2 separate regions of the Mus musculus genome follow, and region 2 is linked to region 1. A link is a contact called in ENCODE Hi-C data. All regions are on one chromosome and are shown on one strand. The core of a region is the stretch at or near the end of the contact, and the rest is flanking DNA. Distances in the headings are between cores, read along the strand shown.

Evidence for each region. A loop is a pair of places that touch in the nucleus more often than their neighbours do.
Region 2: a map of heart shows a loop between it and region 1 (5-fold over the local background). The contact joins the promoter of Cmya5 here to the promoter of A630019I02Rik in region 1. A Hi-C loop is called at or near these places in 6 of 37 maps with a recorded cell type or tissue (T-helper 1 cell, T-helper 17 cell, T-helper 2 cell and 1 more).

Annotation. Positions count from the first base shown.
Region 1 is chr13:93,092,651-93,097,637 of GRCm38, reverse strand. A630019I02Rik (RIKEN cDNA A630019I02 gene) reads right to left here and starts at 2,805. Exons shown (of 4, transcript NR_046182.1): 1 at 2,475-2,805; 2 at 1,899-1,924; 3 at 1,587-1,783; 4 at 1-1,105. It overlaps Cmya5 (cardiomyopathy associated 5), which reads left to right. Exons shown (of 13, transcript NM_023821.3): 2 at 1-4,987.
Region 2 is chr13:93,142,716-93,147,702 of GRCm38, reverse strand. Cmya5 (cardiomyopathy associated 5) reads left to right here and starts at 2,979. Exons shown (of 13, transcript NM_023821.3): 1 at 2,979-3,345. The coding sequence starts at 3,197. Tent2 (terminal nucleotidyltransferase 2) reads left to right here. Exons shown (of 15, transcript NM_133905.3): 15 at 38-1,848. The coding sequence ends at 112.

The DNA.
Region 1 (4,987 bases), core at 1,556-4,055:
GTTTAGTCACGAAGAGCAAAAGAAAACGTATGCCGATTCCAATTTAAATGTTCCATCTTCAACAGAACACGCATTTCCCTCCAGTGCCAGAAATGATACAGCTGATCAAGAAGAAAATCTCAGCCTTCCACAAATGATGCCACAACAGCCAGCTGATGAATCAAAGACCCACAGAATGGAGCCACCAAGCATTCCAGCAACCATGGTCCTTGAAAGAGCAAAGGAAGAACTGGAACAGAATGCACAAGGAAAGGAAAGTTCAGAGGATGATGCTTCAGTCTTGACAGGCTCAGCCGATGATGTGCAACAGGAAGGCTTGGTTTCTGTCAACCATTCCATGCCATGGGAGGCAGAGAAGGAGTCTTTAGAGACAGGACCACCAAGACCAGCGCCAGCCATCCAAGAAAAGTTTGAGCCAGACATGGAAGGGCTAGAGCCGATTTCAACAGAAAAAACAGAACAAGCGTCTGAATACGTGACCTCATCTGAGCCCATAGTCCACAGAGAGGAGGAGCATGCGCCTGAGCCCATAGTCCACAGAGAGGAGGAGCATGCGCCTGAGCCCATAGTCCACAGAGAGGAGGAGCATGCGCCTGAGCCCATAGTCCACAGAGAGGAGGAGCATGCGCCTGAATCCATAGTCCACAGAGAGGAGGAGCATGCGCCTGAGTCCATAGTTCAAAGAGAGGAGGAGCATGCGCCTGAGCCTGAGTCCATAGTCCACAGAGAGGAGGAGCATGCGCCTGGGCCTGTGCCCATAGTCCACAGAGAGGAGGAGCATGTGCCTGAGCTTGAGTCCATAGTCCACAGAGGGGAGGAGCATGCGCCTGAGCCCATAGTCCACAGAGATGAGGGGCATGCACCGGAGCCCATAGTCCACAGAGAGGAGGAGCATGTGCCTGAGCCCATAGTCCACAGAGATGAGGGGCATGCACCTGAGCCCATAGTTCACAGAGAGGAGGAGCATGTGCCTGAGCCTGAGTCCATAGTCCACAGAGAGGAGGAGCATGCGCCTGAACCCATGGTTCTTAGAAAGGCACAACTAGAGAGGGGAGTGGAAACTTCTACGCCAATCACGGATACCACTGAACCCGAAGATTCTAGTCTAGAAGAAGAGATCATAGAACTTGATTACCCGGAAAGTCCTTTAGCTTCTAAGGAGACTTCCCCATCGCCTTTGTCCCCTGAAGTAGAGCACAGAAAAGAGCCCATTCTACCAACACAGATGACATTCACACCTGAACGTATCACTTTGTCCGAGGAAGAAAGAGAAGAAAACGAGTCTGTTTCTACCGATTCTGCTTTTGTATCTGAGTATTCAGTCCTACAGGATTTGAACCATACACCAGAGAAGCTGGAAGTAGAGGCAGTTTCTGTATCTGATGTGAAATCTAGCAATGAACCTGCAGTCTTTTCAGAGGACGACGAGGAACGTGAGTCTTATTCCCCAGCTATGACCTCTGTATCTGAGCAGTCTCTTTCTCCATCCACCACTGAGAAGACATCTGCCATCCAGTCCCCACTCTTTTCAACAGTTTCACCAGTCCTGTCTGGAGATGAGGCCTCAGAGAGCGTGTGTCACTCACCAGAATCTGAATCTGCGGCTGAGTATTCTGTTCCAGCACATGCGCAAGAGTTGCTGTTGAAAACAGGTGACCACAAGCTCCCATTAAAGTCCCAACGTGTTTCTGAGCCCATCATTCAGGCAGAAGATGAGAAAGAAGATATTGGGCTACTTCCCCCAGCAGCACTGAGCCAGGCAGTTCTATCGGAAGATGAGAGTCTAGGAAGTGGAAGTTTCGCATCAGATTCAAAGCTGCCATTTAAACCCTCGGTTTCACAAAATGCAACACGGGAATCCCCCCAAAAAACAATAGATGACATGCCCCAATTCAAACCAAGAGGCCTTTCTGATCCTGCAACCCTGTTAGAAGAAGAAAAGGAAGCCATTGGAGTTGGGCTATCTTCATCCAATGAGGTCTCTGCAGTGGAATGCGCTCTCCCCCCACAAACCACTGAGCTGCTTTCTGAAAGCCATGCCCCACCTCCCTGGGCCATCTCATCCGAACAAGTGGTCCAATCAGAAGAAGGGAGCAGAGACCAGCAGCGGGGCTCATTCTCTTCCACACCAGAGCTTGGCCACACATCTCCTCTGCTTCTAAAGGGTGCCTCCTCACCCACAGGTCTATCAGAGCAAGGGCAGGAAGAGGACAATATTGGGCCCCTTTCCCCTGATTCTGCATTTGCGTCAGAATTCTCATTCTCACCCTATCCGACTCAGGAACTAGAGAAGAGAGAGCTGGGGCGGGATTCTCCACTGTGCTTAACGTCCCCCTCTGAGCAGACTGTTCTGTCTGATGAGGACACGGAAGAGGCTGACCTCTTTTCTCCGGATTCAGCATCACAGGTGTCAATCCCACCATACCGAATCGCAGAAACAGAGCAAAACAAGGTCGAGCCAGACGAATTACTACCTAGGAGGTCTGCTCCAGACTATCCCTACTTCTCAGAGGCAGATGAAGAAGAGGCGGGGTCCTCAGTGGTCACGCCTGTGCCTGAGCATTCTGAGCCATCGCAGGAGCGGGAGGAGTCTTCCCCTTGTAGGCCTGTGTTCGAAGATCTGAGCCTGCTACCTTCGGCAGATAAGACCGGCCAAGCAGAAACTATGTCAGATGTTCCAACAATTTCAACCTCTGTGTCTGAATATCTCATCCTGGCACAGCAGGAGAAAACTCAGGCATCTTTGGAGCCTGAGGCTGAAGATTTGGTACCACCACCAACCAGTGGATGGGAGAAGAGAGATGCAAAGAGTAGTCTGCCAGCAGTTACAATAGCAGCTTCCTCTTCTGCACTCTCATCAGTGGTAAAGGAAGAAACCACATCCGTTTTGCCCACCTCTCAGCCCTCAGTTTCACCCGAGTCAACCTGTGTGCTTAAGCCAGAGCAGGAGCCCACAGCACCTCTCACTCTAACAAGTGCAGATGAACAGATGGCTTTGCCCAGAGTCGGAAGGGAAAAAGCTGTGCTGGATTCTCAAGAAGCGACAGCACACAAATCGCAGGATCAGACACCAGAGCCTCGGCTCCCAAATGTTCCAGGGTCTGGGATGAAATATTCAGTTTTGTCTGACTTGGGAGATGAGCCAAAGGCGGATGTCAAACTCAATTTAGCTCCAACTGTGACTTCTGAACTAGAACAGAGAATGTTGTCAAAGAATGAGCCTGAAGTGGCAAAACCACACTCACCTCCAGAGGAAACATCTATTTCTGGACCTAAGGTTTTATCTGCAGTGAAAACGGAAGTGAAACAGGAGTCCAAAATAACCAGGGAACTTCCTGCGGCTTCATCGGGGAGAGAGAGGGGAGCAGAACACAGTCCACCTGCACCACCTGCACTTCCAGCATTGATGGAAGAGATGGGGAAAGACACAGAAGCCAGCTCTTCTGCCACCACAGTGCCAGTAACTAAGCTTGATTCAAATTCAACTAAATTAGGCAGGGATGAAGTCCTGACAGATCCATCTCTTGCCAGCCCTGTGGAACACCCAGGCTTAAAGGGAGTAGGGAAGAGCGAGTTAGGCAGTGGTTTGCCTTTGCCCAGCATGTCTACCTCAGAGGTGTTAAGGCCTGAACCCAAACTTCCTGTCAACTCAGGGGTTGAGGTAGAGAGAGAAGACAACGAGCCACCTCCATTGCAAGTGTCACCCACATCCAAACCCACGGTGCCAAATGACAAACACGAGGAGATAACAAGGTCTCCTGATTCTGAAAATGTAGTTTCAGATGATTTAGCTCCAACATTACTGGCCCTCAGACATGAGATGAACAGGCAAGCAGAGGAGACATCTTCTCCAGTGCCGGGGAGTTTCCTGTCAGGAGAGCAAGAGCTTATAAAGCTCCCCCCAGAGCCTGAGAAGCACAAACAGTTATCAGAAGTACCAACTGCTGGGTCAGAACTCATTGATAGTAGAGATAGAGATAGATCCTTAGGTATAGAACCAGTAAAACCCATCGGAACGGAACCAGGGCCTTCTATCTTAGAAAAGGGCCCCGCTGAGCTTCAGAGAAGAGGAAAAGAACAAGAAGAAAACAGGAAGCTTCCTGTGCCTGCCTCAGCTCCATTAGAGACTGCTTCTTTTGACCTCCCCATTGAGCAAAAAGAGCCTAAACGGACCCTTCATGAGGGCCAAGCTGTTGAGGTGCCTGATGAGAGCAGCTCTTCTGCAGATAAGCCAGAGCTGGGTGTTAAACAATTGGCAGAGAAGAAGGAGAATTTGGAGCAACCCAAGCCATTTGTGACAACTGAGCGTGCCAGTGTTACAGGATCAAAAGTGAAAGAGAGTCTCATTTCTCCAAAGGACAACACCTGGATGCTGGAAAAGCCAGATGGCTTAGTCAATCAGCATGAAGATAGAAAACCAGGAACTGGGCAGCTGGAGTCCTCTGAGAGCACTGATCTGATGTCAGAGAAACTTGGGGCTGCTCCACTGGATACAGATCACACATCTGAAACCAGAAACCAAGAAACAAGCAAAGCACCAGTGTCTGGTGAGAAGCTATCTCAGGAACCCAGAAGGGTTCAGTCAAAGGCTGTAGATGATTCTGAGGAAGGGAGAAAGCTAGCCTCTGGCAACGTGGAAGTACTCACCCAAAGTAAATCTGTCCCTGCTGTGAAAGCAAAAGCCACACCTCAACCTCCAGAGACCCCAGAGGTGACACAAAAGCCATCTGAGAAGTCACTCGTCACTGAGCAAGGTCTTCCTGCAGAGAAGGGAAAGAAAGGCATTTCATCTTTTAAATCATGGATGTCTAGTTTATTGTTTGGATCAAGCATTCCAGATAGTAAGGTCTCTGACAACGAAGATCTAGAAACTCGTCCAGGTCCCTCTGTAGAGAAAGCAGTACCTGCCATAGAGCCTAAAGGTACAGTTCCTGCTGAGGTTAATATAGCCGAGAAGCCAGCGGTTCATTCATTACCTGAGGTCACA
Region 2 (4,987 bases), core at 1,730-4,229, 50 kb before region 1:
TTGTATTCTAAGATTGATTTTTTCCCCCCTTTCCTAGTCATGGCAGAGATTGAAAAACAAGAGAGATCTGAACAGTGTGCTGCCTTTGAGAGCTGCTACCCTGAAAAGATAACTGGTCTCTAATTCTTCAATTCTTCCAAGAAATAAAGAACAACAGATCTATCATAATTCATTTTGTTTACCTCCATCATGGTTTATTTTTAATGTTCTTGTTTTCATGTTTTATTTTTAAAAGGACATATATAAAGATTGCATATTTTATTATGACATTTCCTAATAAACTCTTTGATTTAAGAAAATGTATTTTTGAAAATGTTTACATCTCTTAGTAGTATTATGGCATGACTTTTCAGCATAAAATATATTTTGAGAAATTACCTGAACTAATAAGGTTTTGATATATTCTCAAGTACTTGTACCACATACTTATCCTGAGAACTACGTGGGATTTTGCAAAGATCCTAGTACTTAGTATAACTGGCAGCAGCAGCAGCAGTCTAGCTCAGTTCTAGTCAAGTAAAGATTCAAGTCAGCTATTCAGTTACTTGAAGCAAATGAAATCTTTGATTCAGTGCGATCACTGTGGCGTCTTGAAATACTGGACAGTTGCCTTCAGTCTTCACTCGACTCCCTGGGACACTGTCTGAGGGGTGGCTGTACTGTTTATAGCACTTCACAACTGACTTTGATAGACTCTGGAGGTTGCTTTAGATTTTGTGTTGAAACAATACATTTTGCACTGTTGTAACAGGAACACTAACAACAGTTAGTGACTTGTTTATGGACTATTTGAAAGTCTCTGACTTAAATATTTTGGAAAAAATGGAGTTTCTTCTGCTTTCTGATAGCACAGTGAACCTGTGCACTGTGGCTTCGCCTGTTTTCCTGGTTTTATTTTCCTCATGATAGGAAACAGCAGAAAACGGAAACATCAACGTTGAGATTATATCCTACTTGTAGAATCAGATTTCCGTGGATTATAATCTAAACTGGAATTTTTAGGCAGTAAGCCACTACAAAGTGTTTTAGATAAGACAATAAAGTTATAAATAAAAGTTTAATGTTTATACAAAAATCTTTTTTAGTATTTCTCTTCCACATGAAAGTAGTAGTTCAGATGCAAGCTAAGCTGTTTAATAAGATTGTTTTTAGTTTATGTAAATACTTGTAAATTGGTCAGTACCTGTATTGTACATTTAAATATAAAAAGTAATCTTGAAGGCAGTTTTAACTTTTTCAAAGATTGCAAACTTCTTGTAGGCCTACAGTGGTACAATTTGTACCACTAAACTATTTTTTGCAGACCAATTAAAAAACTAAAACTTTCACTTTGTTTGACTTACAAAGGGTGCATATTTTCTTTTTTCTTTTTAAGTTTAAATTTTTGTATGCTGTCAAATGGAATAAAGTTTATATCTGGACATTGTTGAGGTGTTATTTTTCTGTGCAGTTGTTTTTGTGATATTAAGGCTGTAATTATCTTAACTGATCGGAACCTAATCGTGCTTGATTATTGAATGCGAAGAGTGTCTGGGACGAAGCTCATCTGGAGCCTGTGAACCACATTACTTCTGTGTTATAATTAGGATTAGAGCTTTCTCTATGGGTCAGTTTTTTAGAATACTGATCTGTAGTACTTTTGATGCAGTTTAAAAAAATTTACATATGATTTTTTTTCTTGGAAACATTTCTAAGATTTATCCCACATTGTGCAGCGCTTTCTCAGAGTGTATTGAGTATAACAGTTCAGTGTGACCTCAGGTAATGTTTGTCAATCATAGTCCCTTGGGGACGGGTGTTCTACTCTGCAGCACTATGGCATTTAATAAAGCCTCAGACTTTGCCGTAGTGTGGACTCTTGCATTGCCACCATGTTGTTTTCAGTGGTTCCACTCTCCTAGTCAGACTATTTGTTGTAACAAATAGACAAAAGGCTTAAGAAATCTGCATACTGGAATCCATGAGCCAGCACTTAAGATCATATACTCAGGGCAGTCCAGCTGTATCAGCTAAAGGTGTTTGGTTTTTTACAATTTCTTTTCAGTGCTAGGGATTAAACACAGCCGGTGTCTGCTACGCAAGTGCTCCACCCATTGAGCATTTCCCCAGCTGGAGACTTAAAATCTTTTCAATTTCAAGTGAATACTACATTTTTTGTTTGGATGTGCTGTTAAAATATTGTTAGTATTAGACGTGTGGACTCTAAATAATTCTAAATTTTGAGTTAGTTTGAAATAGGGTCTTGGCAAAATCAGTGGTAAAAGAGGATGCCTATCTATACCTCTCTGTCCTCAGACCCGATGTACAGCACACAAGCTGATGTAACTGGAGAATAATACCCTTAGTTTCCATCTCATTTAACAATTGTAAGAATCTGCGATGATTAAAATAAAGGTTTGGAGATCTAGCCGTCTTTCTAACCGTTGTACTAAACAGGTCTAGGCCTTTTCAGAAACATTATCTTACAAACAGAAACAATCATATTCAAAAGACTGCTTTGAGTTCCTGGAGAGGAGCAGGAGTTCAAACATGGAGATTTCAGAGAAAGGTGGTGATCTTGAATAAGTGAACAGGTGGGCCTCTCAGGCAGAAAGAATTCACTTGATACTGTGTAAATACCTGATTTCTAAAAGTGGATTAGTCAGGATTTGATCTCTATGAGGATCTTGGGCTTTCGTCCTAGAGCAGTGGTTGACAGGTTAAGCACTGGCTTTACTTGATCCAATGAGATCTTAGTCCCCTAGGGCGCTAGTTTGTTTCCATTGTCACAGTAAGAGCAGTGGGGCCTTAAGCTAGCTACAAACCATAACGTTATCTTCTCTGGATGCTGCCTCATTTGGCACGAAGCACCCGCAGCTCAGCTAGAAGTGTAAGAACCACCAGGCCACTAGATGGAAGGCTGGGCTGGTGGGTCCTTTTGACGCTCAACACTGCTTTCTGCCCTGGCCACAAAGGCCGCTGAAGATCTGCCAAAACGGGCGGGGAAGTTGGCAGGGACTGGAACCAGAGGAAGCTGAGCCAGGGCCGCAGAAGCTCCGTGGCGAAACTTTCTTGACGCCTTCTATTTAAAGGCTTGGGGCGACCCCGCCCCGCGCGCCGGGAACCCAAGCAGCCCCGCGGGCCCTGGCAAAGTGCAGTCAGACGGAGAACACCGGGCGAGGCGTGGGCAGCTCCGACTCCGGCCAGGACAGGCGCGATGGAGAGCGGCGACAGCGGACTCGCAGCCCAGGGCTTCCTAGGATGGGGTGCAGACGAGGAGGTGGCCCAGGAGCTGGAGACGGAGGAGGAGTCGGAGGGCGAGGGGGAGGAGACGGCGGCCGAGTCGGAGGAGGAGCCCGACGCCAGGTAGCCTGAGCGGGAACCGCCCGGACCTAACAAAGCTGTCCACTCCACAGGTGTCCCGCCGGGCCAGTGGCCACCCCCCCCCCCCCAACCTTTTCCTTTCCCTTTCCAACCTCAGAAGTTCATTTCCCCGGAGCCAAGCACACTGTCTGGGACGCGCCGCCTTCTTTAAAAACTTGAAGGTGCAAGGTGCTTGCTGTCAGCAGGAGTGACAGGTCCGCCTGCAGCAAAGTTCACAGTCGGCCCCCACCCCCTCCCCCACCCCCGCCTCCCAGCTCCTTGTGACTTGCTCGTTTATTCTTGGAGACTTACTTGGGGTTCTGCCTAACCGCAAAACTGTGCTGGAATACTTGCCTCTGGCTCCCCGCCCTGGATCAATCTTGCCTGCCTGAGCTTGGGGAAGGGTCTGGAGTCAGAAGGCTCTGTCCATTACCTTCAAAGGTATGGCAGCCTCCTAGAGTTCTAGCGCTGGGCTAGTTTGCTGTATGGAAGCTATTTTGGTGCAAACATCCCATACACTCCTTAGAGGGAAGAATCATGAAGGCCAGGTGTGGCTGGCCTGCCCTTGTGATTCCAATAATAGAAAGGCAGAAGCAGGAAGACTGATTTCCAGGCCAGCTGGGCTCTCCTGGGTGATGTTTTAGCAACGTCTGTCCTAAAAGTCGTTCTGGTCCTAAATATCTATCAATAAGGCGAATGAGATTAAGTAATACTATATACATACATACGTGTGTGTGTGTGTGTGTGTGTGTGTGTGTGTGTGCACGCATTAAGGCTTTCTACTTTGTCTCTACTTTGTCCCTTTTCATCCAGCCCTAAAATGACAATAGTAGTATGGATGTTTTGTTTAATCGTAAGCATGTCATCAATGGTATCTCTTCCTGGGTGGTCCTATCAAAAGGCTTTGGGGGTGGCAAGTGATGGTTTATCATTTCAGAATGCCCAACCAAGACCAGAATTGTTCAAGTTGGAGTAGCCCAAGAGTGGCATTGAAGGCTGGGGAGATGGCTCCGCTGGTAAGGTGCTTGCCTTGTGAGCTCAAGGACTGGAGCTTAATCCCCAGTTCCTATGGTCAATACCTGCAGTACTGGCGGAAAGCCCAGCACTGTGGCTTGTGCTTGTTATCTCTGTTAGGGAGATGGAGACAGAATCCCTGAGGCTCACTGTGCTGTCAGTGAGTTCCAGGCTGGTGGTGATGGCTTTTTCTTTTTAAGGTAAACTGTACATGAGGGATTGGTCTCCACATGCGTATACATGTAGTCCCGTGTACATGTATAGGGTACCGCCAATTGCAGAAAACCATCAGCTGGAAATCTTGAAGCAACTACCAAGAAGGAAACACACTCTACCCTCAAAAACTTTGCAGGAAACGATAGAAATTATGAGTATTATGACTATATGCTGAGGAGGACTTTATGCTATATAAACACTGTACTGTGGAAGGTCAGAATGAGGGCAGAAGGTCTAGAATCAGCGAGCACTGGCTCCAGACTGGATATCAGAGGATGGGCAGGAGATGCACGAAGGAAGGGCAGAGGGGAAGGTGCCCATGGGAAATGGGAGAGGGAGGAGGAGGAGGACCAGCAACCCAGGCATGCAGAGAAGAGGTTCTCACAGTGACATGTGGGACACCCATATCCCTGCT